Regions from separate parts of the Mus musculus genome. Here all the other regions are linked to region 1. The links are chromatin loops, found by intact Hi-C in ENCODE. Cell type or tissue: heart. All regions are shown on one strand. Links, peaks and the distances in the headings refer to the core of each region. The heading gives the core; the rest is flanking DNA.

The links. A loop is a pair of places that touch in the nucleus more often than their neighbours do. Peaks named below come from ENCODE experiments on the same cell type or tissue, not always from the same donor. Only the 100,000 strongest peaks of a DNase experiment are listed, where the experiment ranks them.
Region 2: it touches region 1 in a loop (2.5-fold over the local background); 6 of 42 quality-filtered maps call a loop at or near these places.
Region 3: a loop joins it to region 1, with 9 times the contacts of the local background. A loop is called at or near these places in 12 of 42 quality-filtered maps.
Region 4: it touches region 1 in a loop (10-fold over the local background); 29 of 42 quality-filtered maps call a loop at or near these places.
Region 5: it touches region 1 in a loop (3-fold over the local background); 14 of 42 quality-filtered maps call a loop at or near these places.

Annotation. Positions count from the first base shown.
Region 1 is chr9:50,846,911-50,853,031 of GRCm38, reverse strand. No RefSeq gene overlaps it. Among named protein-coding and RNA genes, the nearest start is that of Ppp2r1b, 7.0 kb to the left of the region's middle. In heart, for the core only: a CTCF peak has its summit at 3,607 (motif pointing left); DNase peaks (open chromatin) are centred at 2,111, 2,561 and 3,601; H3K4me3 peaks cover 668 bases; H3K27ac peaks cover 519 bases.
Region 2 is chr9:51,289,576-51,295,696 of GRCm38, reverse strand. 1810046K07Rik (RIKEN cDNA 1810046K07 gene) reads left to right here. Exons shown (of 5, transcript NM_001372554.1): 3 at 698-740; 4 at 3,852-4,150; 5 at 5,249-6,011. The coding sequence ends at 5,650. Gm32819 (a long non-coding RNA gene) reads right to left here. Exons shown (of 9, transcript XR_003948163.1): 6 at 4,254-5,256; 7 at 2,976-3,096; 8 at 2,353-2,430. Among named protein-coding and RNA genes, the nearest start is that of Colca2, 14 kb to the right of the region's middle. In heart, for the core only: a CTCF peak has its summit at 2,776 (motif pointing right); a DNase peak (open chromatin) is centred at 2,826.
Region 3 is chr9:51,049,658-51,055,778 of GRCm38, reverse strand. The region is part of intron 1 of Gm32681 (a long non-coding RNA gene); the gene reads right to left. It also overlaps a transcript of Layn not described here. Among named protein-coding and RNA genes, the nearest start is that of Gm32681, 6.3 kb to the right of the region's middle. In heart, for the core only: a CTCF peak has its summit at 3,360 (motif pointing right); no DNase peak of the experiment used is centred there.
Region 4 is chr9:51,148,669-51,154,789 of GRCm38, reverse strand. Gm32742 reads left to right here. Exons shown (of 31, transcript XM_017313740.1): 11 at 357-531; 12 at 1,508-1,623; 13 at 2,268-2,387; 14 at 2,561-2,796; 15 at 2,956-3,077; 16 at 3,754-3,984; 17 at 4,640-4,975; 18 at 5,346-5,726. Among named protein-coding and RNA genes, the nearest start is that of Gm32742, 17 kb to the left of the region's middle. In heart, for the core only: a CTCF peak has its summit at 2,188 (motif pointing right); no DNase peak of the experiment used is centred there; H3K4me3 peaks cover 457 bases; H3K27me3 peaks cover 1,233 bases.
Region 5 is chr9:51,134,754-51,140,874 of GRCm38, reverse strand. It overlaps Gm32742, which reads left to right. Exons shown (of 31, transcript XM_017313740.1): 29 at 1,575-1,721; 30 at 2,114-2,311. Among named protein-coding and RNA genes, the nearest start is that of Btg4, 22 kb to the right of the region's middle. In heart, for the core only: a CTCF peak has its summit at 3,627 (motif pointing right); no DNase peak of the experiment used is centred there; H3K27me3 peaks cover 413 bases.

The DNA of each region.
Region 1 (6,121 bases), core at 867-5,866:
ACCCACACGGCCCTTCACTCAGCCGGTGTGAAGTGAAGGACGGCAAGATTAGACTTGCCCAGTTCCTGTACAATAACACAGCAAGAATATGAATTCACAGGCTGGAGGAAGCCGCAGCCTTCACAGCTCTCTCTCCGTCACACAGCAAAGGACCAAGCCTAGGGAACTCTGAATGACATCATCATCTTCAGTGGGCCCTTTGCCTCTTCCACAGACAGAGGTCTACAAACAGGCACAATGGCAAATGCCAGTCCCACCCACAGTCACTGGCTAGGGCAGAGCGAGACCTGTGGGTTACAGCGCCCCTAGACTTGTGTTTCACTAACAGCACCAACAAGAAAGGGATGACTCTCTTGGGTAGTGAATGGAGCTGAGTCACACGGTGCCTTCCCATGACTGGCATCCCTTAGCATCAGTCAAGGGCTTGGTTGCAGGACACACTTCTGTGCCAAAAGCCAGTGGTGCTCACGGCACTTCTATAAAATGGTTCAGAACCTGTGTACAGTCTGCACCCAGCCATGTGTTTTAAACCATCTCCAGGTCATTTCCCCTAACACAGTCAATGCTGTAACTATCTATTTAGGCATAATGACAAGGAAAGAAGTCTGTCCGTGGTCAGTAAACTCTCATTTGGATCTGTGGATATGAGACCTATGGATAAACAGATCTGTACCTTCATTTAGCAGGGTGACTCTGTAAACTGACTCCCATGTCCATGCTTAATTCATTACAACATAGCATTTTCCATGGTGGCTCTGGTGGTGGCTTACGCTTGTGTTACAGGAACACTGTCTCATCCTAAGGAATGCGAATATCTTCCCCTCAGTTTCATATCGATCTTTTCACCTTCTTTCCCTCTTTTCTCTTCATGGCAAGTCCCCCTCCCCACCTTCTCTAGACTGCAGTACTCCAACAGTGAGCAGAGGACTTAGCTGAGGGCACCCAGCGATGGGACGGTTTCAGGACTCAGGAGCGTGGCAGCTGTTCTTCTGCCCCTCATCCCCTGGGTGTCTAGAGTAAAACACCACTTGAATTCTTGGTAAGAAGAATAAAAGAACTGGCCTAGTTAGGTCAGGTTTGGGGTACTACCTATGACCACTGAGAGGACATTCTGGGAGCCAGGGACACTGTAGGGCTGCGATGCCATTTCTACCACAGCCAGCTGTATGGTGCAGGGCAAATTACTCTCTCTGAGTCTTGGTTTGTGTATCTATAGTCTGTCTGCTTTACTTTGTGTGGTTGTTCAGAAGATTACATTCATAGGATGCTCAGAGCAGGGTACGGCAGCGAGCACCTACAGAGCAGCACTCGGAGGGTAGAAATAGGAAGGTCAAGTTCCAGCCAGGGCACCGACTGCCTGTCCAGAGGTCCTGAGTTCAAGTCCCAGCAACCACATGGTGGCTCACTACCGTCTGTAATGGGATCCATGCCCTCTTCTGGTGAGTCTGAAGACAGCTGCAGTGTACTCATATACATAAAATAAATAATTCTTTTTTAAAAAAGAGTTCCAGCCAACCTTATCTTAAGGAAAAACAAGTCACTGCGTTCCCCTTTCACCTTAGCACTCACTCAGAAAGAATGGGCACACGAGGGTCTCTACAAGTTTGAAGCCAGTCAGTGATATTATACACACATACACATTCCCTCTCTGTCTCTCTCTAGATCTTATTCAAATATCATCCATTTTTCTGTATTTCAGATAATGCCCCCCCCCTTTTGTCACTAGACTCACTGCAGCTAAGCTTTTAGAATGTGAAACATAAAGACTGTTACATACATTTGGGGCTCCATCACTGTACTGCAGCCTCCCTGAGCTGGCCTCACCTATGGCATCCATACATGCCCAGCTATTCTCTGCTCAGTTCCACTGTGCCCACGGGGTAGAGCCTAGCTTTCCTTCCCCACTCTTATCTTAGAAGCGTCTTATCACAACTGATAGTAGGCCCAGTCAGCTTAAGCAGCGACCCTCAGCAACCTGCACTATTGTTCCCAACCAGAGATTTGACCTCACAAAAGCGAGACTTACTCTCACATGTTCCTGCTCTCCAGGGTGCTCTTGCCTGATGCCACCCTCCTGCCCCACCCCCGGGTGATGTTCCTTCTTACTTCCTTTTCAGAGCTGCTCGGGGAACTGTTAGGAGAGTCGCCAGTCATAAAAAAGGACCTGTGCCAAGCTCCCCTGCACATGCCTCTCATAACTTGGCAGAAATATAGCTGAGACTTGTAACCACAGACCAAAATGTATACTAATTTCTAGGACTTCAGGAAGTCTGCTCCTGCTCTGATCTGACTATGAGATTCGATTTAGCTGGGGTCCGCGTGCTCTAGGAAAGCCCCCAACAAAGGCTGAGGGTGCTGTCTGCAAACTCCAGGCTGGGGTTACTGAAGGGGATTAAAGTGGCTTACAAACAAAAGCGTACTGGCCTTGACTAGATCTTTCTTTTGCTCATCTACTCTTCCGGGCTCTCCATCCTAGCATCCCAAAGGAGGTGAAGGATAGCAGACTTCGAGCAGGTCCTGACGCACTGGCTGGGGAGGAGCCCAGCAGCCGAGCGCTGTCTACCATAGCTGACATCCCGAGTTGGATTCCAAGGGGAGGGACAAACGGAGGAATGGCCGAGGGGGATGGAGTCTATGAGTATCCGCTTCCCCATCCACAAGGAAAGAGGCAGTGGTCAGGGACTGCGAGGGCTCTGAACTGAGCTACAATCCCAGGCTTTACCATCAGCTAGTCTTCAGATGTTTTCCCACAAACTCAATCTAGAGGGGTCTAAAAAAAACCAATCAAACAAAAAACCCTTCCCCAAACCACACAGAAAACACCAGCCTCAATCCATACAGTCTCTCTGGGGTTAAGCTAAAACAAATATCAGGTGGCACACCTGAAGGAGCGGATCCTCATTCCGTATCTGGCACAGCTGACTCTATTCAAGTCCTGAATCTGCCTATACAGTCACCTGCACGTTTAAAATGTGACTACTACTTCCTTCTGCAAATGTTTGCTTTTTGCGTTGTGTGCTAGGCGTGAGGAGTTATCATCAAAAGTGTTCTAAGGCCTCTTACTGCACAAAGCTCACACCCTGCTAAGCACTGAGCTACTGTGCTGTAAACGACATGTCGGCACCAGAAGGCGAGAACTCAGGATATTCATATATCCTCCAGACTGCCCGTGCCAGTATCAGCAAGCCAACAGTGGTAGGGTTAGGAGTGTGTATGTGGAAAGGTTTGCTCTATGTCCATGCTTAAAAGTGGGCAGGTATCAGGTCATTGCCCCTTAAGAGACCTCCCTCTTCAAGAACACTGTCTTTTATTACCTACAAATACAATCAAGGACATAACAAATATAATTGAAACTAACAGAGAAGTAGCAACTTACAAGATTGCCTACCAACTAGGGAATCGAATCGGAGGTGTAGTGGGCAATTCATCTACACAGTAAACATCTGCATCTGTAGAAATGCACGAGGCAATATAAGGACACATCTCAAAGCACTCAGCTTGGATATTTCAACACATGCTGGGAATACAGCAACCACCAAATCAACTAAGTTCCTGGAGGAAAAGGAACTCTGCGATTTTAAGTGAAAGGGCGCCCTCTGCTGGACACAATTGAGTCTCCATGATGGCTACATAGACAGGACTGTGTAAGTAAGCCCTCAGAAGGATAAAACTGAAGCAAAGGTGTTGCCACACCTTTAATCTCGGTACCACATGCACACACAGAGACACTCATTGTTGAATACCAGTCATCACAAGCGTGACGTTGCAAATATAGAAGCCCAAGAAAATGGGACCAGGCAGGATCTGGAAAGTTTCTAAGATTCTCTTCTAAATGGCCTACTAAGGCACACTGTATCTCTCTGGAAAGAGAATGGAAACACCCTACAGGCTATTCCAGGGAAACTTAGAGGCACGCTGTTATAGACAAGAAAGAGGTGGCATGCAGAGTGGTACGTGGTGTCTTCTTGGTGGTTGAGTGGACACACTTCAGGTCACTCCTGGCAAAATGGGATTAACCTTTGCTCTCGAGACTGAGGGAGCTAGCAGCAGCTGCAAAAAGAATGTCTGCAACCTGTAGCAAGACAAGGAAGTGAGGTCTTCCCAGCTCCACAGGAAAGGTAACTGTGCCTGACAACCAAACAAAGCTGGCTCCAGGCTGAGCCTGAGAAGGGAAGACGCTCAGTCCCTGCACACATCTCACCCCAACGGTCTTGCTCACGCAGGGCCTTGCCTGAAGGAGAAAGCAGGGCCAAGCCCTGGGGTAGGTGGAGTCTGCCTACTCACACTTTCTTTTCCTATCTAATACATAAATCCATAGATGACCAAATGTTGTTGTTTTTTTTCTAGAAGTGTTAAGTGGAAAGAATGAACCTTACAGGAGACAAGCAGCATCCATTAGTATGTATCAGTGTCACATTAGTCAACTGTTGTCCAGAAAAAAAAAAAAAAAGGATCCCAGAGGGCATAGAAGACAGAGCAGGTAAGGCCTAGAGAAGGGAGAGGCCCAGATAAGGGCTAAAGACTAGGGGTTGCCAATTAGAAAAGAGCATTAGCACTCTGCCTTCCACATTAGCTGTGGTCTTCAGTGTGAGGCTTACCTGGGCTTTATCAAGGGCAGTGGTGCTGAATTCTGGGTTCACACTAGAAAAACCATCCAGAGCTTTCTAAGGATGATGGGGCCTGTGCTCACCCAGGCCACTAACTCTGACACGCCCGAGAGAGGACTGCGCAGTTCTGGCCAGCTATGGCTGCTTTACTGGTTATGTTTTCTCCAGGGCTGGGCACAAGGCTTCTAAAACAGTCGGTAAATAAATGGAGAGGCCCCACTCTTCTCATTTGGCAATGCAAATGACTGGCTGGTTAAATGACTGGCCGAAGGTTGAAGGTCAGGGGGCCAGTTGCTCCAGTTCTATAAATGTAGATGGGGCCCTTCTCACCGCAGGTGCTGTCTGGACCCGGTTAGGCAGGTCCCTGAGGAGCCCCACGGTGAGGAAATCTGCCTGAATCTTCTCCCTTCGGCTTGCTCTAAGGCCCATCAAAAAGTTACCTAGTTTATGCTTCTTACCTGCATGTAAGAAATTGCAAACAAAAGCAAAAGCAAACAAAAGTCCCTCCCCACTTTCCTTGATTTTAAAGATACTTCAAGATGCACTTAGATTTCAAGATAAAAAAATACCCACACACTCAAGTGAAATGGCCACTTACACCCAAGTTGCTCGTTTACACACACACTATTCAGGTTAGAAAGCTCCAACAGGAAATGTCCCGTGTCCTTGCACTCCCCCTCCACACCCTCACATCCCCTCTCTGAGTTTCCCTCCTTCCGTTGCTCACATGTGTCTGTTTAAGTTTGTTTGAATTTCAGGTCTAGGTGGAATTCCACAGCTGGGAGACCCAGGGCAGATCTCAGCTTTAAATATTATTTGCCACTTAATATCTGGCCTGAATGTGTGAATACAAACCCAGGTTGCGGTTGGACATCTTCTACAAAGGACAGGGGACAGGGAGGACCTAATGGCTCCCCACACCTACAGGACAGGTTTGCTAAGCCAGACTCATTCAAAAGGTCATCTGTGCCAAGTCTGGCCCTCCAAAATCAGGAAACATACAAATGTAAATATGTCGTGAAGCTTTTCAGATGCAATCCTGGGGAATGTGCTCTCATGACAAAGTCTGGAGTTCGGAACTGCTAGGCTATGCACACGCACACACATACGCACACACACATACACACACATGCACGCTTAAGTAAGAGCTGCCCTTGGAGTCCTCAAGACTTCTGATTTGCTGCATTTTCTGTTCTAAGAATTCAAATGGAGATGCTAAGCATGGTGACTCACGCTGATGGCCACACAGGCAGGCTGAGGCAGGACTGCTGTGAGCCCTAGGCCAGCCTGGGCTACAGACTGAGCTCCAGGCCAGTCTAGGCTATAGACTGAAACCCTGTCTCAAAAACTGAAAATTAAAAATCTGTGCCAAGTTGAAAGCAAGAGCTGCCTGTTAGTTAGTGAAAAGGTGGATTTTACTTTCTCAGTTGTCAATAAACATACAAGAGATGAAAATGTTGGGGCCCCTGAGCTCTGGAATACAACAGCATTGAGTCTGCACCATAGGGCCAATT
Region 2 (6,121 bases), core at 499-5,498, 440 kb before region 1:
AGACCTGGGAATTTAACCTGTTCAGGAAGGGCTCTTAACCACTAAGACATCTCTCCACTTCCTCTTCTCTTCTTACAGGGACATCAGTCATCTGGGATTGGGGGCACATCCTAATTCATTATGACCACATCTTATTTTAAGTAATTACACCTTGAAAGATCCTATTTCTAAATACGGTTATAGTCACAGTCACTAGGAATTGATAAGACTTCAGTGTTGGGGCTTGGGAACTAAAGATACTCACCTCCTAGCCTGATGAAGTCCAACACTTGGAAGGTAGAACGTACCTGACTCCTGCAAGCTCTCCTCTGACCTCCACATGCACACCCTTCCACAACGCATGCTCACATACACACATATGCACAAACACATATATACACACATACACACATATACAAATGCACATATATACACAAACACATATATACATACACACAAATACACATATATGCACAAACACATATGTAAACACATTCACACATATACAAATACATACATATGTAAACCATATATATATATATATATATATATACACACAAAAATGCATACACATTCACACCCAAAAACAAAAGGAAGGGAGAGACAGAAGAAAAGAGGGAGGGAAGAAGGATAGTTTGAAAAATATATTCCTGATTTTAAAATTAAATTCAAGCTTGTAACTAAAGACGAAAACACCTGCCTTCTGTTTGCCTTCCAGGGCAGTGTCAGCTCCTCCCAGCCTCCGTTCATCCAGATGCCAGGTAAGATCTTTAACTCAACAAGCAATCTACTCCCTTTCAAGTAGCAAGTGAGCGTGTGCGCTTTGTTTCCCAGTGCAGGGAACCACAGACACCAGGGTCGAACACATGCTGTGTAACAACTCTCTACCACCACGTTCGGTCTCCAGCCAAGAGCTTCCAACATTTCCTTAACACCTATGTTCTCATTTTTGCTTCTTTGAGGGGAAAAAAACTGATCAGTGAAGATAGATCTCATTGAATCACCCTGAACTTAATTGATTAGGTCTTGAAAGATGGGCCTTTCGATTCCCTGCCTGGGAGAAGCTTCTAGACAAAAGTAATGGGCTCCTGACACAGTGTGGAAACATCTAAAGCTTTGACATCATGACCGAATACCGCCAGCAGTTCTCAACCTGTGGGTCGTGATATCGAATATTCTGCATATCAGATACTTACAATTCATACCAGTAAGCAAAAATACAGTTATGAAGTAGCAACAATAATAATTTTTGGGGGGGTCACTACATCATGAGGAACTGTGTTAAAGGGCCACAGCATTGGGAAGGTTGAGGACCACTGTTTTAGATGATATGCCCAAGGAGAAGAGAACATGAGGGGTTGGGGCTACATTTATTAAATTCCTCCTGCATGCCACACAATGAGTTCCGTGTGCTGTGTGGATGTGAGGATGGGAAAGGAAGTTTTGTAACAGTGATAAGCATCCTTGTACACCCAGCTCCACCACACATGATCCCTTCCGGATCTCAAACTCCAAAGTGATTTAACACTTTCCAAGTTGCATGGGAAAAGAAGTTCCAAAGCATCGCAGATAACTGATGTAAATGTCTCTGTTGCATTCCCCGCCCCCCCTCTCCCCCCACACACACACCGGAGTTTACTTCCATTCAAATTTGGCTGCATCTGCTCTTTTTTACTAAAAGGAGTTTCTGCAGATTCTCCTACCTTCTAGAATTCTCCTCCTCTTTTTGAGGAGAAATGGATACACTTGGGAAAGCAGAGGGCTTTTCTTCATGATTATTTTTTTTTATTTTGAAAATAGAACTATAAATGCACCGCCCTGGAAGTATCATTACCTATTCTCCACCCTCATCAATCTGTGGGCTAGAACTTCATGGCATGAATTTTTGTATTTGCCCAGATTCCTCTCTCAGTGTGTTTATAATTAAAACTGTCACTACAGAATCCATCATTGAGTGAAGTCAGAGACGAAACTTGAAGCAGAAAGTGTAGACGAATTCTTCTTGCTGACTCACTCACAGCCTTACAGGCCGATTGGAAATTGGTGGATTTAACATGGAAGTGTAGCGAGCCAAAGCATGCTAAAGTTGGGGAACTTGAGTGTCTCCCCAAATGAATACATTTGCGTGCCATGTTGAATGCAGCGTTCCACTCCCGGATTTACAGACCAGATGGTGTATGAGACCTGATCTACCACCACAGAGCTCTTAGAACCCCTGAGGAGATCGTGGTAGCAGGTCACAGCGTAAAGAGAGCAAAATAAAAATACTACAGTAGGTGGAAGAGGCTCAGGTTCTCGCTCCCACCACCCGGATCTTGGTTTCTCTTCAGGGGGGAGGGGTGAGAGGTAACAACAAAGCTCAATGGGACTCACTGTTGTTGCGGGGAGGGAAGAGGGACATCTTCTCCACATCTCAGCCCCTTGAGAAAGACATCTAAGGCGTATAAAGGTCTGAGGATATGAAAGCTTAAGTGAGTTGTGAGGGTCTGGGAAGGCAATTTAAGATATGCAAATACAAGTTATAAAGGTCTAAGATGGGATATATTAAAATGATAAATTACACGGCCCTGGATCCTGTGCCCCAAACGGATTCCCAACAAACCACCCATTTCCTGCAGCAGACGACTGCAGGGTCAGAGAGTGTCAAACGCAGCAACTATTTCATTGCTCTTTTCTTAAATAAAACTCTCTCCAATTTCAGCTTTTCTCTCTCTTCCTCCTGACAAAACTCTGCCAAGCTTTCTCTTTAGAAACCTACTACTCAAGTCAGAGAGATGAATGAGGGAATCCAGTCTGACCACAAGGGGGCAGCAAATTACACTAGAACCATCAAAGCCTGCAATGTCCTCAAAAACTGGCTTCTCAGCAATCAGCCCAGGGCAAGCCATCTCCTGACGCAGGCTGGGTGTGAGACATGGTGGTGAAGATCGGTGTGCAGAAAAATGAAAAGGCAATCCACCTGTCCCTGGCTTAAAGTGAGGTGTGTCTCCTCTTACCCAGAGAGATGTATTATCGGATGTAAAAAATCCCAGAAGCAGCCTCTTGGCTGTATATTATGGATGTTGTCCTGTATATTATGGGATGCAGTCCTGTATATTACGGGATGTAGCTCAGAAGCTGTGAAAAGATGTTTATAGTCCCATCAAAAAGTGTAGATTCCAAATATTCCAATTTGATTCTGTTGCTGCCACAAATATCATGACCAAAACCCACTCTAAGGAGGAAAGGGATTATCCCAGCTTCCATATTACTGTCCGTCATTGAGGGACATTAGGGCAGGAACTTGAAGCAGGAAGCATAGATGAATGTTAATTGTTGACTCACTCACAGGCTTGCACTTAGCTAGCTTTCTTATACGGCCCAGGGCTACCTACCCAGGGAATAGTGCCTCCCACAGTGGGCACACCTAACATCACTTAATAATCAAAGCAATCTCTTACATCCATACCCACAGACTGACTTGATAAAGACAATCATTTGAGACTCTCTTTGCAATTGGTTCTAGGCTATGTCAGGTTGACAGTTAATGCTGACTGGGATACCATACCCAGGGATTCTCTAACTATCTCTCTGTGCCCCTTCCTAGAAGTATCTGGACCTAAAAGATGCATGATAAATCGTTATCTAGGTAAAGTTATTGTACATCTGACATGAATTCATCTCTAAGGCCAAAGTGAACTTGAAACAGTGATACAGGAACATCGCATGCCATTCGAGACATGTGGATTTTTTTTTTTTTTTTTTTTTTTTTTGTTAACGATGGTGTCGGGCACGTGGGTACCATCTTTTCACACGGCACCAAATGCAGAACCACCTACTCTGAGCTTTTCCTACCGGAAACTTTTGCCCATTTCTCTTTCATGTGGCTACAGGATCGCCAGTGATGTCAGGTTACTATGGTGTCAGGAGATCCTTCCTGTCCGATTCCGACTTCCATAGCAGCAAACAGTTCTCGAATGACCTCTACACCTCCGGCATGAGCAAGCCCTTTGCCTGCGAGTCCACGGCTGGGCAGAGTCACACAGGCCTGCTGGAATCCTACCTGGCTGAGCCCTATGGAGACTACCGCCCACCAGCGCTGACCCCCACACCCAGTTCCCTGTTCAGCACCTCGACTCTGCCACCGCTCTTGCCGCCTCCGTTCCCCAGTGACCCAACTCATTTCGTCTTTGTGAGTGTGGTTATTTCGTGTGCAGAGAGGGAGGGGGAGGGGGTCCCAGCTCCTGTGGCCCAGCACTCGTGCGTGGTGACCAAGCTGGAGCCAGATGACTCACCTGAGGATTCTGCTCACACCTGAGGTGCTGGGTCAGGCTGGCGTTGCTGGGGAGCTTCTGAGGAAATCCAGCTCAAAGATCACATCAAAACCGAGACATCAAAAGACTAGGGTTTTGGAGCCGGGGTCTGTAAGATAGAACTCACATTCATTTTGTTACTATTCTGTTTGCTAAATGTTCCCCCATGCTGCTAATGCAAGACTCCTTCAGGCCTCTGAGCCCTAAGGAACAAAGGTTGGAGTCACATCTAGATAGGACTAGACCAACTCCCCAAAGAGATTTACCCAGCTTCCTCTTCCGTTTCCTTCCCAGTCCCTGGGCTCTAGCTTCCTCACAACACACCCTCCCACCTCGTTCTCTCTTGATCCCTCCAAAGAAATAGGTTCAGAAAGATCTAAAAGCTTCTAATAGTCCTTTAATAGAAAACTGCAAAGCCCTCTGCCACAATAGGATGAATGGCTGAAGGTGGAATTTTAGACCAAAAGGGTGGGACTGGGAATTAACCTTATTCTGTGGCAAGGACTTCTATGGACTTTTGTTCATTTAGGGCTTGCAGCAACTCAGGAAATCTGTGCCCCATGTCACAGATGAACAGCCCTCTGTCTCAGTGTCAGGAGAGTGGTAGGTGGTACTGTGAGTGAACTCAGTCCACCCCAAGAAAAGTACTGTTGAGCAGGTAGGGAGTTCCAACCCCAGGTCACTCTAGAGCCTAGGTCATTGGAGGGCTACTGCTCACCCAAACCAGAAATGAGTGCTGCCTTCCCTTGCTTCTGTAAAGGAGAATGTGGGGCCCCGACTTACATCCTCAAGTAGAAATTAGCCCAGATTTTCCTGGCTTAGGATCAAATGCTAGCGGGAAAAGCTGTCTGCAAGGCAGGCTTCAGAAGCAGCGGAAAGCATGCAAAGTTTCTCCGGATGCCTCCATCCAGTGGCAGCTCTGCATCCTCAGAGCGTCAACCAAAGAATAATTTCTGTGCTTTTGCCGTTTTCCTTAGAGAGACTCCTGGGAACAGACGGTACCAGATGGTCTCAGCCAGCCAGACCCCATGCCTGCTGATGCCCTGCAGAGTTTGCCACCCAGCACCAGTTGCCTCTCCCAACTGGAGTCAGGAAGCAGCACCCAGCACAGGAACATGGGCTGGGGGGCATCCCTTGCTGGGGCTCAGTCCTACTCGCTGCATGCACTGGAAGATCTGCACCACACACCAGGGTACCCTACCTCACCTCCATACCCCTTCACGTCTTTCATGACAGTGTCAAATGACCTCCCACCCAAGGTGGGGCCCCTCTCCCCAGAGGAAGGGTCAGATGTCTCTTCTCTTCATGATCCTTCACCTTGGACAAAAGAAGATGGCAGTATGGCCTGGGGCTCTTATGAGTGCCGGAGAGCTTACTGAGAAGCAGGCCAGAGGACTTCTGCATCCTTATAGAGAAGTTGGACTCTGTGTCCACAGAGTTTTCTAGGTGTGCTTGCTCATTCAGAACTGGATTTTCAGTTTAAGCCACAATTCTGTCAGTGCTAGTTGACAACAGTACTCATCCCTGTTCTTATCCACTGTAAAACCCCTACAAAACACTACAATGTCAATCAAATGTTTTGTGGATCACATCCTAATGAGACAACCTTCACAAGGAGGCCACCTTAGAGCTTTAGGAACCCATTTCATTCTAAATTTTCTGTTACCTTTAAAGCATTATTTTTTGGCACTAGTTATTTTTCTTATATTGCATTAAAAACTTTGTGCAGAACATAAAACATGATTTTCCTGTCTAATTTTATTAGTTATAAACTATGTGTATTTAGCCAAAGAAAGAGGAAATGGTCTATGCAGTTTGAAGCACATAAAACAAAACTTATTTTATATAGC
Region 3 (6,121 bases), core at 783-5,782, 200 kb before region 1:
CTGCTCTTCCGAAGGTCCAGAGTTCAAATCCCAGCAACCACATGGTGGCTCACAACCATCCGTAACAAGATCTGACTCCCTCTTCTGGTGTGTCTGAAGACAGCTACAGTGTACTTACATATAATAATAAAATAAATCTTAAAAAAAATATTAAATCGTTAAAAGTAAAAGCGACAAAGAGAATGTGACTCATTAGATACACCAGAAAAACATGGGCATATGCTGACACAAAATAAGTGAATAAATTAAAGCTTTGATGTAGAATGGGATATTTACATGATTTCAGGTAAAGATCATTATTAACAAAAGTCACCCAACAGGCAAAACGCCACCTCAGTCAACTGATCGGTGTGAACACTGTGGATGACAGGCCTGTACTGAGATTGTCCACCTCACATTGTGGTGTGGTGAGAGGGACATGGCATCACATCTGCGCTGTCTCAGTCAAAGAGGAAGCCTTACACAACAATAACTTGATGGACAATCTACAAAGTAACTGGACCTGGATAGCAAGCCTGAACTCTGATGGAGGACAGTAGAAGTGATGGCTGCACACGCGACTTGATCCTGAAATGGACCCCTCTTTTCCTGTAACGAAAAATATAGGAAAAATGTGGATGAAGTCTGAGGATGAAATGATAAAATGTGTAGTGCTAATTTCTTGACTTTAATGTTGCATTTAGGATATGTCCTCATGATGCCGGGAATGTCTTCATAGAAAACACACAGTAAGTAATAAAGGACAATGGACCGTCAGGTCGACCACTTTCCCTCGTGTGATTTGGGGACAGGGATGCTCTTTGCTCTGTACCTGCAATCTCTTCTCTGTTAGAAAGTATTTAAGGAAAACCATTTACAAACATCACTTCTATAACTATTGATCACATCACTTACACTATACCCATTCATCTGAAGTCAATACACAGGCTATGCTGACAGCATCTAACAGTCTTTAAACCAAGACAAAAACAAATGAATTTCTGAGAGAACCATCATCATCAGTACCTAGCTCCAGGTGCCGGCCCATTTCTCAGATCTTTGCCTTGCCCTTACAGGCAGCAGGGAGTTATGATGAGCACCCTGCAAAAGCCAATTCAGAGACTCCTTTCTCCCAGTACTGCCCATATATCCCCCTCTAGAAATGCAAATCCGTAGTATGACATAGAATAAATAAACACTAAGGTGTCTTCTAACTCTAAAATTATTTTATTTCAATATTGTACTGGCTTATGTTGAGTATTTGACAGCCTCCTGAACTTGTAGTAGGACACACATAATAACAGAGACAGATACAAATATGAAATTGCAGGGAATTGCACCCTCAGAGGAGAAAACATTTCTGTACAGACCTTCCTTTGTCTCTTTCTACAGAAGGCCAGTAAATGGTTACTAATTGCTAACTAATCTTAAGCTATCAGCGAGTCTTGAGATTGAACATCAGAAAAGGTGACCAGAATGAGTTATTGGATCACCCAAAATATAGTAAGGCCAGTTATAAAGTTTCCTAGAAATATGGGTTTATTAAATGTATAATAACCTTCCAAATAGGTACTTGAATATTAGATAGCATTTCCATATACTAATAAGAAAATTTAGTCTATCTTAAGGAGCTCAAAGTTGGGGCTGTAGTGTTTGTTAATCTTTGTTTTCACAACAGTTTATAACAGCTTGACAACAATAATAGGAAAGACCAATACACTAAGAACTTAGCCAGAGGAACCACCAGACTGATTTCCAGAATGGTTGTACAAGCTTGCAATCCCACCAACAATGGAGGAGTGTTCCTCTTTCTCTACATCCTCGCCAGCATCTGCTGTCACCTGAATTTTTGATCTTAGCCATTCTGACTGGTGTGAGATGGAATCTCAGGGTTGTTTTGATTTGCATTTCCCTGATGATTAAGGATGCTGAACATTTTTTTTCAGGTGCTTCTCAGCCATTCGGTATTCCTCAGGTGAGAATTCTTTGTTTAGCTCTGAGCCCCATTTTTTAATGGTGTTATTTGATTTTCTGGAGTCCACCTTATTGAGTTCTTTATATATATTGGATATTAGTCCCCTATCTGATTTAGGGTAGGTAAAGATCCTTTCCCAATCTGTTGGCGGCCTTTTTGTCTTATTGACAGTGTCTTTTGCCTTACAGAAGCTTTGCAATTTTATGAGGTCCCATTTGTCAATTCTCAATCTTACAGCACAAGCCACTGCTGTTCTATTCAGGAACTTTTTCCCCTGTGCCCATCTCTTCAAGGCTTTTCCCCACTTTCTCCTCTCTAAGTTTCAGTGTCTCTGGTTTTATGTGGAGTTCCTCAGAAAATTGGACATAGTACTACTGGAGGATCCTGCAATACCTCTCCTGGGCATATATCCAGAAGATGTTCCAACGGGTAAGAAAGACACATGTTCCACTATGTTCATAGCAGCCTTATTTATAATAGCCAGAAGCTGGAAAGAACCTAGATGCCCCTCAACAGAGGAATGGATACAGAAAATGTGGTACATTTACACAATGGAGTACTACTCAGCTATTAAAAAGAATGAATTTATGAAATTTCTAGGCAAATGGATGGACCTGGAGGGCATCATCCTGAATGAGGTAACCCAATCACAAAAGAACTCACATGATATGTACTCACTGATAAGTGGATATTAGCCCAAAAACTTAGAATACCCAAGATATAAGATACAATTTGAGAAACACATGAAACTCAAGAAGAATGAAGACCAAAGTGTGGACACTTTGCCCCTTCTTAGAATTGGGAACAAAACACCCAAGGAAGGAGTTACAGAGACAGAGTTTGGAGCTGAGACAAAAGGATGGACCATCTAGAGACTGCCACATCCAGGGATCCATCCCATAATCAGCCTCCAAACGCTGACACCATTGCATACACAAGCAAGATTTTGCTGAAAGGACCCTGATATTGCTGTCTCTTGTGAGACTATGCCAGGGCCTAGCAAACACAGAAGTGGATGCTCACAGTCAGCTATTGGATGGAAAACAGGGCCCCCAATGGAGGAGCTAGAGAAAGTACCCAAGGAGCTAAAGGGATCTGCAACCCTATAGGTGGAACAACAATATGAACTAACCATTACCCCCCGGAGCTCATGTCTCTAGCTGCATATGTGTCAGAAGATGGCCTAGTTGGCCATCAGTGGAAAGAGATGCCCATTGGTCGTGCAAACTTTATCTGCCTCAGTACAGGGGAACGCCAGGGCCAAGAAGTGGGAGTGGGTGGGAGTGTATGGGGGACTTTGGGATAGCAATGGAAATGCAAATGAGGAAAATACCTAATTTAAAAAAAGAAGAAGAAGAAGAACTTAGCCAGAAAACTATGGGCTGCTTTAATTTTTTATGCCACCAGATGGCAATAGTAAGGTGCCATCAAAATCTGCACCTAACCTAAACTTTGGTTTCTATCAACTTCCTGTAAGGAGCAGGCAGGCCTGATAAGGATAGAGGAGACACAATACACTAAAAACAAGCAGTTAAAATCGTGGGTTCTGAATCAAGTGTCCAGGCTCCCCGTCTTCTTTCTGCCACTTACTGGCTTTGCCATCTTAAACTGATATAACAACAACAATAATAAACAACTTCATTATAGAAGCCTCAGTTTCTTTATCTCTAAAATGGGGATAACAGGGTCAGGGAAGATTGATTGTTCAGCCTGTAAAGGGCTTTCCATTCAAGCATGAGAACCTGAGTGCCGATCACAGGCACCCAAAGAAAAAGCAAAGCCTAGCAATGAATGTCATTCTATCACTGGGGGACATGGATCCCAGGGCTCACTGGAAATCAGCTCCAAGCTCAGCTGGAAACTTTGTCTCAAAAATATAAGGTAGAGAGATCAATAAAAGAAGACACTCATCTTTAAGTTCTGTCTTCTCACCTGTATACTTAAGTATACACACACACACACACACACACACACACACACACATACATGCACTTGGTACACCCTATGGATTGATTTGTGTGTATACCTTAACTTTTTCATATTTTGAAAACCCAAACCCTTATTAAGAAACCCAATTAAGGGGGCATGAAGCCCCACTTCTAGTTGAGGAGCTATTTGGCATTTGATAACTGCTTTGAGAGGGAGATTCCATTTTTTTCTTTAAGGGTGTGACCACTAGTAGATTAACCACTCTTTAGAGCAGGCCCCTCACCCAAAAGTATTTGGGCAAAACACAACTCAACAGGTTTGGGGATGGTAGGTGAGGTGAAGGTGGGTCCAGGAAAAGTTGGAAGGAAGGGGTAAACACAATTAAAATACACTGTATGGAATTCTCAAAAAAATAAATAAATAAAACATTATCTAAATAAATTAAAAGAAATTTCTTTTAAAGAATCACTGAAGGAGGAGATCCCCATTTTCTACCTGGGATCTCTCTGAGGAAGGTCCACACAGGAGAGCGCTTGTGCCTCAGAAGCAACAGAGCTTCCTGGACAGGGTCCCTTCGGGTCTTCATCCTCAGCTAGGAGGCAGAGCTGATCCTCAGACCTCTGTGCACCTTCATGCCAGAGGAGAGGTGGCCTCCAGGAACTGCTCTGACCCCCAGGACTCAGGAGAGAGCTGGTCTCACAGGAGTGCTGAAAGAGGCTAACAGACTCACAGGAGGAACAAGCTCCAGCCAGAGATAGCTAGAACATCTAAAACTGGAGATTACCAGATTGCAAAAGGCTTAAGAATCTTAATAACAGAAACCAAGACCACTCAGCATTATCAGAGCCCAGTACATCCACCACAGTGAGTCCTGGATACCCCAACACACCTAAAAAGCAAGATTCAGATTTAAAATCATATTTCATGATGCTGGTAGAGAATTTTAAAAAGGACATTAATAACTCACTTAAAGAAATACAGGAGAACACTTCTAAACAGGTAGAAGTCGTTAAAGAGGAAACACAAAATCCCTTAAAAGAATTACAGGAAAACACAACCAAACAGGTGAAGAAATTGAACAAAATCATCCAAGATCTAAAAATGGAAGTAGAAACAATAAAGAAAACCCAAAGGGAGACAACTCTGGAGATAGAAATCCTAGGGAAAAAATCAGGAGCCATAGATTCGAGCATCACCAACAGAATACAAGAGATGGAAGAGAGAATCTAAGGTGCAGAAGATTCCATAGAAAACATGGACACAACAATCAAAGAAAATGCAAAATGCAAAAAGGTCCTAACTCAAAACATCCAGGAAATCCAGGACAAAATGACCAAACCTAAGGATAATAGCTATAGATGAGAATGAAGATTTTCAACTTAAAGGGCCAGTAAATATCTTCAACAAAATTATAGAAGAAAACTTCCCTAACCTAAAGAAAGAGATGCCCATGAACATACAAGGATCCTAGAGAACTCCAAATAGACTGGACCAGAAAAGAAATTTTTCCCGACACATAAATAATCAGAACAACAAATGCACTAAATAAAAATAGAATATTAAAAGCAGTAAGGGAAAAGGTCAAGTAACATATAAAGGCAGACCTATTAGAATTACACCAGACTTCTCACCAGAGACTATGAAAGACAGAAGATCCTGGACAGATGTTATACAGACCCTAAGAGAACACAAATGCCAACCCAGGCTACTATACCCAGCAAAACTCTCAATTACCATAGATGGAGAAACTAAGATATTCCATGACAAAACCAAATGTACACAATATCTTTCCATGAATTCAGCCCTTCAAAGGATAATAAATGGAAAACTCCAACACAAGGAGGGAAACTACGCCCTAGAAAAAGCAAGAAAGTAATCCTTCAACAAACCTAAAAGAAGATAGCTGCAAGAACAGAATCACAACTCTAACAACAAAAATAACAGGAAGTAGCAATTAATTTTCCTTAATATCTCTTAATATCAATGGACTCAATTCCCTAATTAAAAATACATAGACTACCAGACTGGCTACATAAACAGGACCCAACATTTTTCTGTATACACGAAACCCACCTCAGGGACAAAAACAGACAATATCTCAGAGTAAAAGGCTGGAAAATAATTTTCCACGAAAATGGTCCCAAGAAACAAGCTGCAATAGCCATTCTAATATCACATAAAATCGACTTCCATCCCAAAGTTATCAAAAAAGACAAGGAGGGGCACTTAATACTCATC
Region 4 (6,121 bases), core at 221-5,220, 300 kb before region 1:
TTGGCTCTGGGGACCAAGTGGCTGTGGCTGGAGCCTCTGCCTCTGCAGCCAAAGATAAGGCTAGAACAGCTCATCTTTCTAGCTCTGCTGTGGCCAAAAAGACTAAGGAAGGCTTGTTTTCTAGGCAGCAGATGAGGATACTGAGCGAATGAGAGCTCCTGAGAAGACTTTAGTTTATAATACACAACAGCCTAAGGGCAGGGAAGGGTTAAAGAGGCAGCTACATCGAACAGGGCCTTTCATGGGGTAAAAGCAAAGGAGATGAGATACCCCCAAGCCAAGAGGGGAACTTCTCCAGAAAGGATACCGCTCAGCTTCCTCCTTCCTGCCTTTCCCCGCGGTGTGTGTGCCCTTAGATTCAGTGTAAGAGCCTCAGCTGGGCTCGGAAGGCTGCTCCACACCCCATCTTCAGGACTCACCAGCAAAGATATAATCTTGATGTCTACATGTCCCCAAGGACTGGTATGATATTAGTGAGGAGAGGCCAATCACCCCGAGACTGCGAGGTCCTCAGAGCTGAAGGGAGTCATGGTGAGTGACAATCTGGGATTAGATTCCAAGGGCCCCAAATCCAACTGGCAGGTTCTGCCATGCTTCAACTTCCTGGGTTACTCTTTGCTCAGTCTGCTGCCTAGAAGACATCATTCATCCACTTGTTTTCCCAGAGAGCATTTATTAAGCGGCTGCTGTATACAGATGTTGCTAGGCACTAGGAATACAGTGTAGAGTTGGAAAGAGACATCTGACCACAAATTTGTCAAGTAAAAAAGTAGTACAACCATGCGCAGAGAACTCAGATTAAGAAATGGGGCAGGCCACTGTTGACTGACACACAGATCCGGAACCAACGACCCTAGATTCTCGGGATTCCAAAAGAAATTAGGAAACAGGTTGGTGAAAGAAACCAATTTATTTTTAGGTTGGCCCAATCAGAGAAAGAATCTAATTTCTATCCACCAGGACAGTTTATAGACTATAAGACAGAGGCCAGAGATATGCAAATGTGGGTGTGAGATAGTCGACTGGGTCTTTTCTTGGAGAGAAGGCTAGTTGGACCCAGGCTGCCTCCATGTCTCTGCGTACTCAGTGCTTTCTTTACTGTCAGCATGGAGGGTGTGTTATATTCTTACAAGTTATGTTGTTCCACCACCGAGGGGCAAATTGCAGATCGTATTGTACATCCTGCTGAAGCTCCCCTTCCAACTGTTGCCACTCAAAGTTCAGTCAGAGAGCAGGGTTGGGTTTAAGTTGTGCCTCTAGAACTTCAGTATGCATAAGGCTTTGCAGCAGTGGGGAGGGAGGTCCATGGTCTTCTGACTCCACAAGGCAGGGGTCAGGCACAGCGTTCTGCATTCCGGTCAAGTTTCTCAGAAACACTTGTGGTCCATGCAAGCATCATGCCTTTAGGAGACAGACTGAATCTGCTGAGAACCTGGAAGAAGATACGTTGAAGGTGTGTCTAGATCTGCGTGTGGGGACGCTAATCATACGCCCATCCCTCGCACAGGTGGGACCTGGGAGGACCAGGTAGACCTAGAATGGTTTGACACAGAGGTCTTCTTTGGGATACTGCATCGGCAGTCTCTGACAGTGACGGCCAGTCTCAGCCAAATCAACAAGGAGGTAACTGGAAGGCCCAAAAGGTGCTTCTGTTCATGGCCAGCAGAGACAAGCAGGGCTGGAAGTGGATGCAATGGGGGAGGGGGGATGAATGGGACGTGGGATGGAGCCTAAAGAACTCCGGGGCAAAGGAAAGATAGAAAATTTCAGATTAATTAGGACTGATATTAAGAAACGTATAGACTAATTGACAAGGAAGGGAGGGAGGGAGGGAGGGAGGGAGGGAGGGAGGGAGGGAGGGAGGGAGGGAGGGAGGCAGGCAGGCAGGCAGGCAGGCAGGCAGGCAGGCAGGCAGGCAGGCAGGCAAAGCCAAATAGGCCTTAGATTCCTATCCCTGGTCTTCAGTGACAGACATTGGAAATAAGTCAATACATTAGAAGTCTAAGTATCCAAACTGGCCAGGAGCTGGAGATATATCTCAGTGACAGCATCCGCCTGGCGTGTTGTATGCATGAGGTTTGATCCCCAGCATTGACTTGAGGGGAGAACTTTATTCTTGCCAGTTTTATCCATTTCTTCCAAGTGTCCTCAGAAGCCGGTTCTCTGCCATCTCTCCAGATATTGGCAGTAGAGGGCGCTCTAAGCTTACAGTAAAAAGCTGGTGGCTCTTGGGTGGTAGTCAAGACTGACTAATTCCTCTCTCTCAGCTCAAAGTCCTCTACCGCAAACTTCTGAATGAAGCTGGTTCTCTCCGGCAGCTGTGGGGTGCTCAGCGTGGCACCTCAGCTTCCACTAACCAGATTCTAATCCAGAGAAAGCAACAAGAGGTTGGACTTTGAATTTGCACCTTCCCACCCAGCCTCTGTGCCCTCTCACAGTCCCCAAGCCCTGTCCCCTCCCCACCCCGTCCCTCCTCCCTGCCCCCGCCCCCCGTCCCCACCCCACCAGCCCTGGTGCTTGGAGCCCTACAGGTAAAAGGGGCAATGTGTCTTTGACCCAGGCCGCTAAGGCAGTTGCCATGGCTGCAGAGGAAGAGTCTAGGCAGAGGCGAAGCCTGGTGGGCGAGTATGCAGCAAGCCTTGCTCACCAACTGGAGCTCCTTCACCAAGACCTCTGTGCCAGGCAGGACCAGTGGGCCTCTTTCTACTCAGCGTTGATGGAAGCTCGGTGGCTGCTGAAGGCATCTGCAAGCTCTAGCCCAGAGACGTCCCCACAGCCTGGGCAAAGCCCTGGAGAGTATGTACCTGGTTAGCCTGAATCAGAGGGTGGAATGCAAACCAGGGAAAGAGAGTATGGATGGCTTCACAGAGTTCCAGCAGTAGCGACGTTAAGTGTCCTTTTTCCATCTCTCATTGTCTCTGCACTCTGACCGGCATGCCATATGTGTCTCTGCAGGGTGGATTCTCGGCTGGACACTCTGCTGGGCCGCTTGTCCCAGGCCATGCTGCAAGAAGGTCACCGCTTGAAGGCTTGGGGTTTCCTGGACACTGGAACAGGGGCGGAGCTGCTACAGGCAGGTAAGCACTGATGGCCTCATCAAGGACCTATGGGAACTTAGTCCGTATGTTGAAACTAAATCCCTGCATTCAGGACGTTAGGCACCTCAAAGACCTAAGTCCTTCCCCTAAAACACCTGCAGAGGCAGAAGTGGAAGGGGAAGGACGCGAGGAACCCTGGGAACAGGAGGGAGTTCCTGTTCAATGGCCCCACACAAAAGATGAGGGGAGCTCAGAAACAGGGAGGATGAGGAAGGAAGGCATCACAAATGACAGATTTGCAAACCATATGACACTTCTTGAAAATAAAAGCCTAGCAGATAAATGTGAACAGTCAGGTTTGGAAAATGCTGGGTTTGCCTTGAAAAGATATCCGTTAAAGGCAGAGCAAGTTCTAGAAGTTCTCAGCCCCACCTCAGTACCCACAAAACTTTCCCCCAAAGGACCTTTACCTAGCCTGTAATCTGAGGATACTGGACATTGCAATGGTGATGCTCTGTGCTCAACTCAAAAAAAAAAAAAATTAAAAAGTCTCTATCCTGGGGAGCACTACCCTGGGGAGCACCATTCTTGGGAGCATCATCCTTGGGAGGTTGGGATAAAGTTCCTGCTAACTTCTTCCTGTCTCCAGCCAAGACTCCTAGCCTCCCCAGTCACCTCGGGAGAGGCCCAGCAGGCAGCCTTTGCTTTCCTGCAGCCCCAGCAGGTCCTCAAGAGGGTACTGATGACATCATTGTGAATCCTGTCACCAAGTTGATGGTCCCTGGACCCAACTGTACGATGATACTCCCAGCAAGTGGCCACATAGGGCCCGTACCCCCTGGCTACTTTATCCACCCTGACACTGGGCATGTGCTGCCTGAGGCTGGACACCTGGGATATGATCTGCTGAGCTCAGGGCTGATCCCCATTGCTGACTCTAATGCTGGTAGGACCCTGGCCCACTTCCCAGCCCTAACTTTATTTTGGGCTTCAGAGATAGGGCGATGCTCCCTGGGGACCTCAAGAATGAATGCACACACAGCATGGCTCTGTCCTTGATCAGAGCAAAGCAGTAAACACCTGCTCCTTCACCTCACCCATGACTTCTGCTGGATTCGGGTGGCGCACGCCTTTACTCCAGCAGTGGGGAGGCAGAAGCAGGTGGATCTCTTGTGAGTTTGAGGCCAGCCTGGTCTACAGAGTGAGTTTAGTGCCAGAGAGGCTTCACAGAGAGACTCTGTCAAAAGAAAGAAAGAGGGGAAAGAGGAGGAGGAGGGGGGGGAGGAGAGGGAAGAGGAGGAGGGGGAGGAGGGGGAGGAGAGGGAAGAGGAGGAAGAGGAGGAGGGGGAGGAGGGGAAAGAGGAGGAGGAGGGGGAAAGAGAGGGAGGATGGGGAGGAGGAGGAAGGGAAGGACTGGGAGGAGGAGAAAGGGGAAGAGGAGGAAGAAGATGAGGGGGAGGGGAGGGGGAAGAGGAGGAGAGAGCTGTTCAATGAATGAGAGCAGGTCCCACAGCTGCTGTCTTCCATGATCTACAAAACGGGGAGTGGGGCAGAGGCTAGCAGATGGGGTGTTGCTAACACCTCCCCGTCTCCCTATCCAGGTGATGTCCGAACATCAGAGGCCGCTATTCTCCCCTACATGCCCTACCCAACGAATCCTGTCACAGGCTGCCCAGCAGATACTCACCTGCCCATCCTACAACCAAGAAGAGCATCACAGCTGGGGGCTCTCATGTCTGACCCCATCACAGGCATCGAGGTGCCTGTGCTTGCTGTGACTTTGCATCCCCAAACCAGGGAGTGGCTCACTCTCGGGGGAACATACTGCAGTCCTCTCACCAAGACGTTGGCCCCTTTGGAACTGGGGGGACCCATGGAGGACCCAGTCACAGGAGGCATCGTGCCAATCCTAGGCGTTGGGCTGGATGAACACACAGGTCTCCTGGAAACTATCAATGCCTTCCACCCTGTTGCCCCTGCCTGGCCTAGCTGCCCAGTTTCTCCCAGCCTCCTATCTTCCTCATACTCTGGTCAGGCTGAAAACGATACCCCATTCTCTCTTTCCACTCTACCTCTGCTCCCAACCCTTCCCTCTTCTTCCAAGTTTCCCTCTCCTCTTCCCCCATCTCTACCACAGTATCCCCACGGTAAGTTTACACTAGAAGTAAACCCGAGGGCAGCTCCTCCGTTTTTCTTGCCCTTGGTGCTGCTGTGGCCCTGCCCTGCCTTCCTTCTTCCCTGTGCCTTGCATGTTTATACCACCACAGGTCTCTTTCCCACTTAACCCTCTAGGTGTCTTGCTTCCAGGTCAGGTGCTTGCCGTAGGAGGGCTTCGAGATGCCACCGGGAGCCTCTTGATGCCTGGTGACAGCTTTGTGGAGCCACTGAGTGGGAAGACAGCCCGGCTCCTGGGAGCTTCCCAACAGGCAGGGCAGATATCAGCCCACGCAGGGGGGTCACAGGCCCTGCTGGATGCCAATGTCTTGGTGGCCCAGAGGCAAGTGATTATGATGCTCCAGCAGTGTCGGGAGACCACAGGATCCGGGGCCCAAGAACTGCTGGAGTCTGCCACAAAGGGCATGAGACAAGCCCTGGCCCTCAGTCTGCACCACATCCTCCAGCAGGCTCAGAGGCTGGAGAGGCAGTTGGCAGCAGCGCATGACATTGAAGTCAGTGGTGGCTGTATAGGTATGTGTTGCTTTGGGCCTTGAAATCCCAGCCCCAGAATGGCTCCATATTTCAGTTCCTCACAGCACAGAACAGGGCGCCTCAGCTCGGCTGGCCTTGCATATGTGTGGCCAAAATAAGAGACAAGTTCAGGACCAAACTCTTGTCAGTGGCTTTAGGCTGCCTTCCTCGTCCATCCTCCTAATTACTCCAGTAAGTCTGATACTTTGTGTTTATAAAATGAACAGTCTTGCGATCTCATAAGGTTCCCAGGCTCATAACCAGCCTGACACCCATCTTACATGGGACCCTACCAGACAGGGAGTTGAGTAGCTTGCTCAGCAAGGGTTCTCCACTAGTTGGCAACAGAGTCAGGCCCAAGGCTGGAATCCCCTAAGCCCTCCACCCCCTTCTCA
Region 5 (6,121 bases), core at 849-5,848, 290 kb before region 1:
CATGGTCCCAGCTTCAGGGTCTCTTGCACAGTCATGCCTTTCTACAGAAGTGGCCCTACAGTTGTCCTGCCTCAATAGCTCCTTGGGTACATCTCGTGGAAGCCCCTTCTTGGCAACTCAGAGCTGATGATGAACTTTAAGCAGTGATGACAGTCCCCTCATGACCCATTCTAAGGAGGACCAGCAAGTCAATGAGACCCAGAAACAGTTTAAATGTGGTTAGTTGTGTATCATTAGGGTTTTTAATAGGAACTCACAAAATAAGCATTATTTCATTTGACCTACAAAGAAATTATGAACTCAGCAAGAATAGTTCCAATTTACTAATGGGTCAGGGAGGGAGTCAGGATTCCCACAGGAAAGACACTAGCTGTCAAGTGCCTTTCTTACATGTATTGTATTGCTTTCTATCTCAGCAGTCCTACAGGACAGGCACTCTCTGTCTCCATTTATAACTGGACAGTGGAGGCCGAGAGATGTTCTGTCACCGTCTAAGTGTTAGCAAGAGTTGAGACTCAAGTTCCGGTGTCTGACACACATCGCATCCTCCTAACCCACAGCTAGCCCACCATGCAGCTCTGAGACTGACTCCAACCATCTTAAGCAGTTCCCTGGGGAGACAGATAAGATGTCATTTCAGATAACTTCCCTCACAAGTGATCTGAGAACCCGATTATGGTAAAAGCAAAAAGACGAACCCTGAGACCTTCTGAGACAGTAACTATCAATCTGTGCTCTGTGGACTGCCTGCATCGACTACCTGTCCCCCAGCCATAGCCCACAGAAGCAGAAATCCTGGAATGGGCTCTCACAATAATACCACCTCTCTTGCAATCCCTATTCAACTGAAGCTGGAGAGGCCTTGCATAAGGGAAACCATCTTAGATAATCCAAGAAGAGACAGACAAGCCACTTGGCTCTGAATTTCTAATAGTCTGTTTTCTGTAAGATGGAAAATAAAAACCTTAAGAGTTGGGCTCTTGAGATGGCTCAGTGGATAAGGATACTTGCCACCAAGCCAGATAAACTGCATGTTGATTCCCAGAAGAGGAGAACCAACTCCCTCAAGTTGTGACTTACACACACACACACAGACACACACACACACACACACACACACACACACACAGAGAGAGAGAGAGAGAGAGAGAGAGAGAGAGAGAGAGAGAGAGAGAGAGAGAGAGAATGCAAAACAAGAAGAAGTAAGAAATTGAGAGAAAGGGGCTGGAGAGATGACTCAGCAGTTAAGAGGTCCTGAGTTCAATTTCCAGCAACCACAAAGTGGCTCCCGGCCATCTGTAATGAGGTCCAAAGCTCTCTTCTGTACATCTGAAAACAGCTACAGTGTACTCATATACACAAAATAAATAAATAACTCTTTTTTTTTAAAATTAAAGTGGACTAAATTATTTTTCCACAGTTGAACTAAGACACATTTTTTTCTTCATCTCTGATGTTTCCTTTCAGTAAATTATCATTAAATCCAAGGCGTCTTATTTTAAGTAAACTTTTCCTGAGTTGTGGAAGTTTTCCTGAAGTTGACATGTCTCTACTTGGGCATCTTTCTCACTCAGAGCACTGAAAGCACCCTGTTTGTTGAGAAAGAGTGCTTGGCATCTGTGGGGAGTTTTGTTCTGCTCTTGATCCACTGCCTGGCTCACATTGCTACGGGGGACTTTAACCAGGACTCCAACCCCAGGTTTCTGGAGTTGTTCTATAAGGTACTTATGACATATACTGAGATTTTCTTTCTCTGTGACTTGGTCATCATTCCCCAGAATAATAAATGCTGTATGCTTTGCAATATGTTGGCTCTATTAGAGACCCATCAGTGACCTTTGGTTCCCACTATCTGGGGAAAGGCTTTTCCTGGTCAGACTTCCTAGGATAGCATATGGCATCATGCATGTTTCAATTGAGATGTAGACTAGCTCTGAGAACAACACCATGGCTTTGTGACAACACTGTTGGTGCATAAAACTCACCGCAATTGTTAGGGAGACAGCAGGTAAAGATGGTCTCAAGCCCCATTTTCCTTTCAACCATTATTTGAAAGCTTTAATAACTATTACTCCCAAGTCACATTGATCTGTCTTTTCTCTTCCTTAACCAGGGGCTGAGAGTGTACTTCAAGGAGGCATTCACTACTACATTGCAAATGTCAGCAGTTCCCTGGGACAATAAGTTTGATAAAAACCTAAGTGCTATTCTGTTAAAAGAGCAGCCAGTCTCTGAAAGAGAAAGAGATCTCCTCTCTAAACTCATTGAGAAGAAACCTGAGCCTTGCTTGGCAAGAGAGTCATCAGAAGAGGTAACTAACTTTATCTTGTTAAAAAAAAACAACTCCTTCACAAAGAAAGAGGACTTGATACATGGCCCATTCAGTTATTTCCAACATTGGCTTGAGTTGCCACCCCTATTATCAAGAAATAAGCGGAAGTCTATTGTAACCTCATTATGACTCAGAGACTAAATGAAAGTGTAAAATTACCCCACACTTATCCAAATATAATGTGCTGTTTTCTATGCAAACTTGACTGTGGCCTTAATAATAAGCTATCATTAAGGACCTTTATGAAAATATTATCTCATAATCCTTTTAAGAATTAAAAAAAAAGATCCTGGAGATACAGGAGAGCTAAATAGAAGCTCCTAGAATCCATCTCCTCCTCCACAAAGAATCAAAGAAATAGATACATAGTTACCTTTTAAGGTGAGCACAACCTTGAAGCAACAGAGAGTCTGGGAACAGGAGAGGCTTGAGGCCAGGCATCTGCTACCCTGGCCCCACAGGATGGGGAGCCTCACCAACTCTTATCAGTGCTGATGTGGGCAACTGTAACTACTGGAGAGTGTCATGGCTCTCATAGACCAGCAGCCTACCCTGCACTATGCTACAGGGGGACTACACTGCGATCTAACTGCTTTGGTAATCTGAAATTTGCACAGTAGCCCCAATTTGGACACATTTGGCTTCTGTTGCTATATCAAGCACCATGGTCAAAGCAACCCAGGAAAGTTTGGCTTATATTGTATAGTCCTTTGTCAAGGAAAACTAAGGCAGGAGCCTAGAGAGTGCAAACAGAGCCCACAGGGAGATGCTTCTTATTGGTTTGCATTCAGACTCACCTTTCTCGTGCATCTCAGGCCTGCCTGCCCAGGGATGGCATGGCCCACAGTGGCCTGAGCACTCTTCTATCAGCTAGTGATCAAGAACATGTCTCACAGATGTGCTCACGGGCCCACTCTCACGCAAGCAATTCTCTTTTCTCGGGTGTGTCAAGCTGATAACCAAAATTAACCATAAGTCCATCCCTTGTCAACTTGGCACATAGATAAGACCCTGTGAACCATAACAGTTCCTTTCTTGCTTGCCCTCCATATCTCATACTCAAGTCATAAAGTACAGTGCAACTTTAAAAGGCCTCATAGTCTTTACATTTTTTTTCAATAATTTAAAAAGTCTCAGATCTCTTTAAAAACCAAAATCTCTTGACTGCAGGCTTCTGTAAAATCCAAAATAAATTACAGACTTTCTTATTTCAAGAGGAAAGAGCTGAAGCACAGATCACAGTGTTACAATGACAATCAGAGGGAAGCTGTGTGGTTTGGGGACACTGCACTGTAGGGGGCAGTGGTGTGACACGGGGAAATGGAGGTGTCCCCAATCCAGAACCATATCAGAGCACTCAGCATCTAAGGTCCAAGACATAACCAGCTACAAGTGAGCATGTGCCAGTGTAGACCTGAGAACAAGTATCTCCCACCCTTCCAGATCCTGCTACTGCTAAGCAGGGAAGCAATACTGTGGTTTACACTGATGGCCTCGCCATCTTAGCAAGAGTGTGAGAGGGGGTCTAAGTAGCCCTCTGGCGCTGCCTGGAAGAGTAGTGCAGAGCAGGTGAGCGCAGCTCTAATCACATCCTTGCCAGCAGCAAACACAGATCAAAAGGGGGGGGGGGGGGCAGGAAAACTTTCCCATAATCCCATTGCCAAGAACGCATTAATACCAGGCATCCAGCAGCAGCAGAAAGGAATACCATAGTTCCAGCTGCCACCCTACCTATAGATTTCCCACTGCTGCCCAACCCCTACATCTTGTCTGACTGTACACTGCTGTCAGGACAGAGTATGAACACAACAGAATGGTGCTGAGGCTCCCACCATTGTCTCTCTCCATGAGTGATGTGAGACAGCATCATCAATTGCTCCAAACACAAGGTGCTCCAGGCCCCTCACCACTACTTAGGCTGCAGTGCTAGACCGAGTCCTTCATAAGTAGTAGAGCTGGCAACAATAGTGCCTAAAGAGACTCCAATTATCCAATAGGAGCCACTACTCCCATTGTGGTAGTAACTAAACAGTGAACACCCCATATCCAGAGAGCAGACCACATCCACCGCTATCTATACCAGAGCTTCCTAGATCACCAGTATCCCCTCTTACAGAGCCCACCAAGATAGTAGGCAGGTCTCTTTGACTCTACCATAGTTTACACTATGTAACCTCATTAAGCATAGTTAAAGATACTACAGGAAGACTACACTGCAGATCTATTGCTTTGGACCCAGGGCTAGGCAACATATCATGGCAACAAAAGCATGTAGCTGAGCCTGCTCACTTCAAGGCACACAGGAGGGAGAACTGGAAAGGAGGGGGCTCAGGTGTACCTTTCAAGGCACATTTCCAAAGGCCCACTTTCCCCAGGTAACCTAGCATTTCACAATTCCAACAGCTCCCAACAATCCATTCACATTTTGAATCTACCACTGAGTTAAATTGTTGGTTTGACCAAAGCCTTATGGTACACTTATCTTTGGAGCTGCCCTCGTCGGCATACCCAAATGTGGTGCTTGGCTGATGATATCTTTGGCACCTCTCAATCCAATTGGGTTGGCCACGGAACTCTGTCATAGGCCAACTCCTATGGAAGAGTCCTCAGTTCCCTGTCCCTGTCCCTCAGCGGTGAGTACCCTTCTGCTCACTTTCTCTTCTTCCTTACATTTCCTCACTCGGCTCCCAGGGTATTAAGAATCCTCTGGTTTTCTCCTGTGCTTCTGGTTTTTCCTCCCTGTCTCTTTTCCGGTATTTTTTCTTCTCTCTGACCTCTCAGAATTAGAGGATCATAGTTCTGTCCTGTGGATATATTTGTTTCCTAACTCAATCAGATCAGATTGCTAAGTAATTGTATGCACCTACATGAGTATGAAGTCTCACTAAACAGGTCCAAGACCCAATTTTTCATCTTTCCAAATGTGATCCACCTAAAAGCATGTTCATCTTGGTAGATGGCAACTCCATTCTTCAGATTTTTCAGGCCAAGACCTTCGTTTTGTATTGTGTACCACACAGCCCACTCATTAGGAAAGTCCTGTTCTGCCTCCAGAACATACTCAGAACCTGACCACTGTTCAACGAATGGTCCTGCCACCGCTTAGTGCCACCACCATCTCTTGTCTGGATCTCTTGAATGTTTGGATGTCTCGATAGCAATTGGCCTCCCCAAGACCACCCTTGCCTCTCTCTTCAGTCTAGTCTCATCACAGAAGAGGGATCTTTTAATAGGAAAACCATATCTTCTCAAAATTGTCTTGTGACTTCCCATTTCATTTTAAATAAATGAGAGGAGCCAATGCCCCTTCTCACCTTCCCCTACCAGTCTGCCCACTTCATTTACCCACCTCCAAACATGCGGTGTACACGGCTTCTGAAGGGTCCCCTCTGTCTGTACTGTTCTTCCCACTATCACATTGCTTCTTGAACAGGAGTGACTTTTGCACACACACCCCAGGACATTCATCAATGTCAGAGACATTTTTGATGCAATGACTCAGGATAAGGAAGTACTATTGACAAATAGTGCGTAGGCAACAAGGATGCTGCTTATATAACACATAGGAAAGATCACACAACAAATAATGGTTCACCCCAAAATCTCAACTGGAGCTGAGCTCCAGAAGCCTGGTCCAAGGAGGAAAAACACCGGACTCCCTCATCACCTTTGTCTCTCTTGTCTTTGCTCACAGGTCAGCCCCAATGCAGCCTCACATGCAGTCAGACAGCCCCAGTACAGACACGCTCACATGCAGTCAGTCAGCCCCAATGCAGACCACCTCACATG